Regions from separate parts of the Homo sapiens genome. Here regions 1 and 3 are each linked to region 2. Evidence: chromatin contacts called from ENCODE Hi-C or POLR2A ChIA-PET data. All regions are on one chromosome and are shown on one strand. Each heading gives the region's core, a stretch centred on a gene start or an enhancer-like site at or near the end of the contact. The rest is flanking DNA. Distances are from core to core; before and after follow the strand shown.

Region 1 (2,980 bases), core at 27-2,526, 110 kb after region 2:
TCCTATCTTGAATATGTCACTTATAGCTGTGGAACCCTGGACAACTTATTTAATCTCTTTGTCCTTCAAATTCCGTATATGTAGAATGTGGGTGATGATAATACCTACCACATAGGGTTATTGTGAGGATTAAATAAGATTAAACGCAAATCTCCAGGCATAAAGAAGGTGCTCAATAAAAATTAATTATTATTATCACTGTAGAAGAGTATTAGAGAGAACTTGACCAAAGAAAGTGAATAGATAATATTCACCTGGTGCAAATGACAAGTTGGACTTTAAGTGCACATTTAACTGAAAATCTAATTTCTTGAAAGCTGAGCATTTGATAAGGTCTTGTTTTATCTCACTGATAGTTTTCATCCAGTAAAAGGTGAAGAAAGCTATTAGGGAAATTGGTACTGTTGGCCTATACATTTTCATATCGTCTGGAAGAAACACAATACAGGGCAATGTACTGAACGAAACCAGTGTAACTCCCCAGGAAACAGCTGACAAGATCAGATTTTAAATTGGTGAGACACAAGAAGAAAGGCTACCTACTTAAATATTACAATGATACTGACTGTCAGGATAATGTCAAAGGTACTAAAGTCTAAAATGAACTGTGATGTATGAAAAATGTTAAGGTGAACAAAAATGGAAAAATATGTAAAGGAGTTTCCGGGGAAGCGGAATTAGTGTATGTGGTGTATATTCTTTGGCAAAAGCTACTACTAATGAGGAAAGCTTGAAGCCTGCTGGGGAAGGAGATGATCAAACCCAGCTGCTATTTAGTAGAAAAGGGATAAAGACCCTAAACTTCTTCCACATTAGATTTAAAGTTGTGGCAATTGCTGGGATTAGCATTGTCCTATGTCTTTTAACATACAAAGGCAATTTCTCTCTAAGATAAAGTTACCATAAACGTAGGAAGAAATGGGGCTGTTGGGCTGACTCCTACACCAGGTCATGTTGGTGAATGAGAATCACGATTCTGAATTAATGAGGCAATATAATCCATGAAGGATACAGAATAGATGCTGTCCCTATTAACCAGGGAACAGGTTATGTGAGGCAGTCTAGTAAGTTCAAACACTGCAACCCAAGTAACATGAGAAAAGGGCATGACAGTCAAGGTTTAAGAAAACTATAATGGGCAGAAATGGTATTTACCATTGGCAGCCCTGGGAAAGTTCAGCAGACAAGGAAAACTTACCCTAGTGCTAACCATATGGAAGCAAATGAAGTATGTTTTCTACTAGCTAGGTTTCACATAAACACCAGGCCTTTGCAGTTGGTGACCACACCAGGATCATGGTCTCATGCAAGAGTGCACTTGCCATCAGGAAGTGATTATGACTCCTCCAACCTCAAGGGAGCAGGTGTGGGTCCTGGCTTGAGTGTTGAGAAACTAAAATCAATTCTTCTTGAGTATAAAAAAGCATTTGGGAGGGAATCCAGCACTGGAGAAGAGCAGAGGAAATGACCTTACTTTTATTGAGATAGATGTAGCCTGGAGCATGTCCCTCTCTAACTATGTTTAAAGGACCATTTTTCCCCAACTTCATCATGGGCAGATACCTTTGTAAAATAATAATAATGAATTATTTGAAAAATAAACAGCAAATCTAGACATACAATATAAAGCCCTAATTATAAACTATACCAATTGTTCACTGAAAGTATGTGCACTGGTGATTAATATAGACTCTACCTATACATTGAGAGCACTGAACAATGTCTTCACTGGTACTCCCCAAACTTAGGACATATGATACATATTGAAAATAACAATGTATAAGATATCGCGGTGGAGTAAAGGGATTAGACTACTTAGGCCACCATAAGCTCCTCCTGGCTGTCCCAGGGATGAGACATACTTTTAAGTTTGAGGGGAAAAAATTAGGCTAAGGCCTTGTGTTTATGTAAAGAACACAGTGTAAGAAATCTTTTCTAGCTCTCTCTGTGTGTGTGTGTGTGTGTGTGTCTGCACATGCATGCATGCTTCATAAGAAAGAGTACTTAATTATAATTTTTTTTTTTTTTTTTTGCTCTGTCACCCAGGCTGGAGTGCAGTGGTATGATCTCGGCTCACTGCAACTTTAACCTCTCAGGTTCAAGTGATAATTACAATCTTTATTCAGATAAAGTCTTACTCTCTATGATCAACAAACTGCAGATAAGATTGGAAGTCTTGAAACAAATCTTTTTCTACATAATATAGGTGGCTGGAAATTTGGATTAAGTTGCAGCACTCTTTCATGGAGAACCTGTACGATAATCCTGGTGAGGATGCCCCCATACAATCCAAACAGGAGCCTGACTTGTAATGTCGACATTCTTGCACCGTGTTAAAATGCACACACTATTCTTAATATATTACCCTTCAAGTCAGAAAGAATTAACACTAAATTTTATTTGTGCAAGATTTTCATTTTACATTTAATTTAATGAGCAGTATCACATTTTATGGTCACTGTTTTTCAATTTTTAATACTCAAAAGACATTGGTAATGTGCTGACTTGACATAAGGAGCACATAGCAGCAAATGGTGGGATCAGGTGTGGAACTCTGGAATGCTATAATCCCAAAGCAAAGGTCCTGTCAGGTAATAAGAAATCAGATCACCCTGCATCCTCTTTCATGACTCAGCCTAGATGATGCCTATCCATATCACAAAAGAACTCAAGGATTTAAAATGCTGGGAATGGGGAGTGATAAAGCAAGTCTTAGATGACTTCTGTGAAGCAGAGTTATGGGAATAAAATAATCAAATATATAGCATAGTGAGAAGCACTATAGTAAAATGCATAAGTGAGCACTATATGGCCTAGATATCTGGATCTGAGTCCTGGCTTCACAACCCGTTATCTGTCATTTGTTAAATGATAAAGTTATATAACCTCTTTATGCATCTACTTCGTATCTCTGATGATAGTGTCTTTCCTCATAGCAAGATTTGGAGAATTAAAAGAAATAATACACTTACAGCCTGGA
Region 2 (3,226 bases), core at 656-3,155:
CCAACACAAGCCTTACGAGATACTGCCATTCAACCCACAGTTACTGAATAATCATATCTCACATTTATTGGAACACTTATTATATGCTCCATACTTTGCTAAGAGATTTAAAAGCTTAATATCATTTAATTCTCCCAACAGCCTTATGAGAGAGATGTTCTTCAACCCTTTAGGGCTGAGAGGAATGAGGCATGGAGAGGTTAAGTAACATATCCAAGATCACATAGCTGGTAAGTAGAGCCAAGATTTGAACCTAGGCCCCAGAATTTAATCAGTAGTTATTGAACACCTACTCCAGAAAAAATGCTAGGCACAAGGAGCTGCTAACTGCACAACAGTCAAGACATGCTCTGCTAAGGGCAGGGGCTCTAACAATTACTCTAGGTCTACCCTCTTCAAATTCTGATCCTGAGTCCCTACATCCATCACTGCAGTCACTGCAACTGCATTTATTGCCACTTGCACCAGAAGGCTAATTACAATACTTCCGTTTCCCACTCTTGACAATGAACAGGGGAAAGTGTATTTCCCAAGTTCTGATTTGTGATTTAAAATGTATTTCCTCATAGTGTTAGTTTGTATAATACTATTAACCCTACTACAATTGCCACATTAACTAAGCCTTTTTATTGTTGTTTCTTTCAATGGAATTTAACCACCATTTTTAGCAGTGTTTCAAGTGAAAAGGACATTCTTTAACCCCTTCATTTTATTTTTAAAGTTGTCATACAAAAAACATGAGCATTTTTTTCCTTTTAGCATTCAGTTCTACAACATGCATAGATTCTTATAACCACTACCATAATCAGGATACAGAACAAAAAGGCATTCTCATTAAAAAAAGAGAGACGGCTTATAAATGGACTTAAAAGACAATCTCTGTTACATTAATGACTTTTTACTCTGTCTTCCAACACACCAGGCTTTCCTTCTATTCTAGAATAAGTGAATTGGACACCACAATAGAAACACTTGGTATATTTTTGCAAAATATATTTTGTATACCTGTGGCTTTCCATTTTTAAGGATATTTAGAAGCTGTGGTTTTATAGGGGCTTTATCAAAATGGTTGAAATTCTTTTCCATGGCAGAGGTTTGACAACTGTGGAAATAATTAAATGAGCACACCTTTTCAACACTACACATGACTGAGAACTGCTTATCCAGAAGAGACTAGCTAGGTGGAGGGCTCTGTTCTAAGACTATCGAGTATATGTTATGTGGTATTTAAAGACATTTGTAAATGTGTTCTATATTTGTAAAACTATAACTAGAAGTTCCTTATATTAAAACAAAACAAAAGTAAAAAACACTAACTCTAACAAACTGAAAAGGCAGTTGAAAGAATATTAATCAAAGTTCTTGTTTAGCTTTACAGATGCCACCTAAAACTTTTTTTCCCAGAAAAATTTTTGGAACAGGGTCAACGAATGGCCAAAGAGTCACTTTCAGATTCTAATATTCTCTAACACTTTTGTAACTACAAAGTCAGTCATCAGTGCTAATATTTTGTGCTTGTGAAAAAAGAGTCTCTACTCAGGTCTGGTACTACCTTTGGGCTGCAAAGACAGTTACTTTAATGGTATTAATTTGACAGAAAACAAAAGAAAAATAATCACTCTCCCAAACTTCTTCTCCATACCCTCCAGCATAATCTGGTACCTGAAATCTCCATTATCAGAAATTTACTACTATGGCTTGGGAACCAATTTCTAGAGACATCTCTATTAAAGCATTTATGCCACTATAAAACAACAGTAATCTATTAAACTATGTCAGTCTCAAAAACCTTAGCTTGAATTCATTTACTTGAATTGTTCTATGACAGGATGGAAAGCTGGGGAAAGGGTTCCTAGTGTCCACAGACAGGTTTTGGTTTGAATAAAGAAAGATTGTGAAGACACGTATCAGAATCACGCAACCCTGAAAGGCAGGCAGGACTGAGCAGGACAGTGAAGCAACAAGCAAGTACCACAAGGGAAGTGGGTTTGCAAATGGAAGTGCTAAGAAAGAAAAAAAGAATAGTAAAAGGGGCCCCAAAACAATTCATAGGTAATTCTCTAAAGCCAGCCCTATCTGTATAACCTTTGCTAGGGCACTGGTGGCATGCCCCCTTCCTGCATTCTAAGTACTCATCCTACCACAACCTCATTTTTTTTAATGAAATAGGTCAGCTCGACAAAGAGCAAATGACTGAGATGAAACAAATTTCCCTAACTTTAGTCAGAGGAAGTTTCATAAAAAATCTAATGCTGCGAGCCAGCATAAACAAGAGATGAAAGTGTGGGAGACAAGAAACATGAGAAGGAGGAAAAAAAAGAAAGGATGTACCACTGTTCTGTTGTTATTCTGTTACAGATGACACACATAAGGAAGTCCCTAGTAATTTTGTGTATTAATACTCTACCCTATGATGAGGCACAGCTACAGACATATCCATCTTAGTCAGCTCTGAGTTATAAGAATATGCCTGAAGCCAAGATGAATGGACTTGGGTACTGAATGCAAGGCTTTCTCTACAGACTCGGGTTCAGAGGTCACCATCATATATGGATCCCTACCACATCCTGTGTGCATAAGGGCATGTGATATCAGATTAAAATTGGCCTTTACTAGCAATCTTGAAGGAGAAGAAAAATAATTAGTTAGTAGTCAGTAAGTACCTGGCAAAGAAAGAAGCAGTCTCACTTATTCGACTTTAGTGAGATAGTATCTGTTTGTTTGGAGAAAAGAATTTGCTGTTGAAGGCAGACTACATGTTATGTGAGCCCAGGTCTCTCCCTCTTTTCATTCCCCAGGTAAAGCAGCCAACTCCATCTCTCTTTCTTCAAGGCCAGTTCCTACTCCCATCCACTTCATGAAAGTTCATTCACTCTCCTTTTAGTCATTTGTTCATAAAACAATGGGAAGTGGTACACCTATTCTCTGCCAGGTACAGTGGCAAAATTATAAGTACACAGATGAACAAGACATAGTCTGCCCCAGAGGAGCTCAAAATCTAATATGGGAGACAAAGACATAAAACAATAGCAATACAATGTGGTGAATACTATAATAGATACATGTACATACTCAGTGCTATAGAAATATGGGGAATAACTAAAAATTCAAATAAGCAGTTACACTGGACCTTTGAAAAGGATTGAGAGTTTTCCTGGTTGAGAAAAAGTACAGAAATCCAAGGAAAGGAGAAGGATTCATGCAAAGAAAAGGCAATTTGAAAGAA
Region 3 (2,832 bases), core at 210-2,709, 81 kb before region 2:
AGGCCCTTAACATAATGCTTGTCACAAAATAAGAACTTATTAAATATACCCATAATTTTTAATTTTTGTAATAGACTAATACTTATCATGTACTAGGAAACATACTCAACCACCATTGACCTCCATGAATCTTTAAAACCTTTCTAGTTAATATAAGAATATTCAAATAAAATAATCTGTCCATTAATTCATTCAATCAATATGGTATATAAGGGATGAAGATGCAAAATCTCTTCTTTGAGATGCTGGATCTAGGACCTTTTATTCTTATCCAGTTGCTTATAATCATTATCATCATATTTCTATACAATTTAAAAGGACTCCACTCTGATAGATTTCTGATACCTTACATAAAACTTTAATTATATTCTAAATATATTTTACATGCTTATGATGAATGATACTTGGTTTTTATCTTTCTTATTTGTCTGATTTTCTACCATTTGAGAGTTTTCTTACAGTATTTGGCAAGATAGTATAGGCTGTGGATGAACAGGTTTCTTTGACTCACATACACAGATCAAGTAGGAAAAATTGAAAGAAATGGTAAAGGTTAGGTTAGAAAAAAACATCCAAACAAAACACACCACACACACACACACACAAGTCCCAGTGTGTCATGCCCTTCTGGATACTAGGTGAGTAATAAAGTTTGCGTGCAGCCTCTCCACTTCTGTTGTGGAGTTCCAAACATGCCAGGCCTGCAGACTCATGGTGTGGAAGGGAAAATGTGAAATGGCCAAAGTTAAGACTGTCCACACTAAATCCATGCAGGGTACAAAACTGTGGTAGCAAGCTTTGGAATGAGGACAGTGTAGATTATTCAGAACAATGAGAAAGCAGCTAAGAATCTTGTCCATTTCTTTAGAACTCCTGATAATAAAGGAGGAAGGAAAGCTTCCTACAATAAATTGATCTTCTAAATGACTTGCACCAAAGTGAAAAGAGCTGCATAGAATTATAAAAGAAAGGCTTATTAATTCCTTCTAGAAATAGGGTCTGAAAGAAGCATGACTACTACAATTCATAAAAGATGTGATTGTATATGCTATTAAAAGTTTTACTTTCTTTTATTAGAAACAATAACGAAGAGTAGATACATAATGGTTATTGGTCTGGGGTAGGGGGAAAGAGGCGTTCTACCTGGTGGAAATCAAATGGGCTGTCTTACAGCCGGCCTGACTGAAAGTGGCTTTTACCTTCTAGGTAAATTTCAATGAGTAGGACCTCAAGTGTGTGTTTTAAGAGTCAAGAATGAAAATATTAATCCCATCTCCTTTCTTCAGTGTTTATTGCAAAGCATACAGTGAGGCACCAAAGGCATCAGTATCAGAATTTGATGGATGAAATCAGCACAGCACAGTTATGCAAATCATGTGTGCAACTGACACTGCTTGTGTAATTATCAGTATAATCCACCTCTATCAGCCACCTCCAGGAAGGAAAGGAGGGGCTAAGGGTAGGGAAAGTTCACACTTGGGAGATCACCCAGAAAGTGGGCCAGGTGCCAGGTCTACAATCAGTTTAAAATAGTTCCTTCTCATGAGAAGCCTGCAAGACAAATTATACTACATTTAATGCACCATCACTATTATGAATGAGCTGCACTGGATTCAATTTCTAAACCAGCATAATTTAATTCAATGTTTCTATCCTTAAAAAAAAAAAAAAAGTCATGGTGGTCTGTTTTGTTTTGTTTTCTTTTCTTTTCTTTTCTTTTTTGAGACAGAGTCTCACTCTGTCACCCAGGCTGGAGTGCAGTGGCAGGATCTCTGTTCACTACAAGCTCCGCCTCCCAGATGCACGCCGTTCTCCTGCCTCAGCCTCCCGTAGCTGGAACTACAGGGGCCTGCCACCACGCCCAGCTAATTTTTTTGTATTTTGAGTAGAGACGGGGTTTCACCGTGTTAGCCAGGATGGTCTCGATCTCCTGGCCTCGTGATCTGCCCGTCTCGGCCTCCCAAAGTGCTGAGACTACAGGCGTGAGCCACCGTGTCCAGCTGGTCTGGTTTTAAAATAATGTAAATAGGAAAACAACCGATTATCATAATCTTCTGGCCAAGTACCTAATTTTCAGAAATTTTTGTCCTCAATCATTCCACAAAACTATCACTACTATTAATATCCAAAGGTGTATAACTTGCAGCTATCCCATCTTATACAAAACATTTTGCATGATACATACACTGAAGAAGTTATTTATGTACTTTTTTTCTGGAAGTCATTACAAAAAAAAAAAGTGAAGTAATATGGAAGCAAATGGATGAAGGATTGAGGGAAAAAGAATTATAAGAAAGACAAGAAAGAGCAGACCACAACACTCAAAAGAAGAAGGGAAGATAATTTAAATAAAACAAAATAGAAACTGGTGTATTATAAAAGAGAGTAAGTGATGACAAATGCTACAGTACATTAGAAAATACTTTAGCTTATGAAATCACTGATCAGTTGTCAATTTAAAGAAACGATGTGATTGTGATAATAAATTCCTTAGTAAGAGACAACAATGCGTTTGAGGGTACACTACTCTCATGACAAATTAAGAGACTATTTCTATGAGATTTAAAACTAGAGCAACTAACATTATGTTGTTTCTTTAAACAATATGGTCAAAGATGAGCTCCATCTTGATCCAAGCCACATGGTAATTTTTTTTTTTTATTTTTAAGAAATTTGAAGATATGAAGAAGACCATCTTGTCTTACCAGTTTCTCTGAGGGCATGTAGCATATACCTTAAAAATGCATGTTAGTTTGAAATTCTATTAAAGATAAATGTGGAAATATATTTAAACATAGGATGAGTCATAATACTTTACAGGAATTTTCTCAT

The links. A loop is a pair of places that touch in the nucleus more often than their neighbours do. ChIA-PET counts read pairs that join two places held with the same protein, here RNA polymerase II (POLR2A). Pooled maps may share reads with other maps.
Region 1: a pooled map shows a loop between it and region 2 (5-fold over the local background). The contact joins two enhancer-like sites. A Hi-C loop is called at or near these places in 5 of 37 single-sample maps with no recorded cell type and 8 of 50 pooled maps. POLR2A ChIA-PET finds 5 or more read pairs at or near these places in 1 of 52 experiments (A673).
Region 3: a map with no recorded cell type shows a loop between it and region 2 (2.3-fold over the local background). The contact joins two enhancer-like sites. A Hi-C loop is called at or near these places in 2 of 168 maps with a recorded cell type or tissue (naive thymus-derived CD4-positive, alpha-beta T cell and natural killer cell), 8 of 37 single-sample maps with no recorded cell type and 14 of 50 pooled maps. POLR2A ChIA-PET finds 5 or more read pairs at or near these places in 4 of 52 experiments (GM12878, OCI-LY7, activated CD4-positive, alpha-beta memory T cell and 1 more).

The regions. Positions count from the first base shown.
Region 1 is chr2:213,226,320-213,229,299 of GRCh38, forward strand. No RefSeq gene overlaps it. Among named protein-coding and RNA genes, the nearest start is that of SPAG16-DT, 56 kb to the right of the region's middle. Within about 2 kb of position 1,277, at least 3 of the 41 ENCODE cell types and tissues checked have a DNase peak (open chromatin) inside an H3K27ac peak, as active enhancers do.
Region 2 is chr2:213,117,211-213,120,436 of GRCh38, forward strand. All of the region lies in intron 4 of IKZF2 (IKAROS family zinc finger 2), which reads right to left. Among named protein-coding and RNA genes, the nearest start is that of IKZF2, 33 kb to the right of the region's middle. Within about 2 kb of position 1,906, at least 6 of the 41 ENCODE cell types and tissues checked have a DNase peak (open chromatin) inside an H3K27ac peak, as active enhancers do; they include GM12878 and natural killer cell, where a contact is called at or near this core.
Region 3 is chr2:213,036,357-213,039,188 of GRCh38, forward strand. All of the region lies in intron 6 of IKZF2 (IKAROS family zinc finger 2), which reads right to left. Among named protein-coding and RNA genes, the nearest start is that of MIR4776-2, 110 kb to the left of the region's middle. RefSeq lists an enhancer at 1,527-1,796. Within about 2 kb of position 1,460, at least 6 of the 41 ENCODE cell types and tissues checked have a DNase peak (open chromatin) inside an H3K27ac peak, as active enhancers do; they include GM12878 and natural killer cell, where a contact is called at or near this core.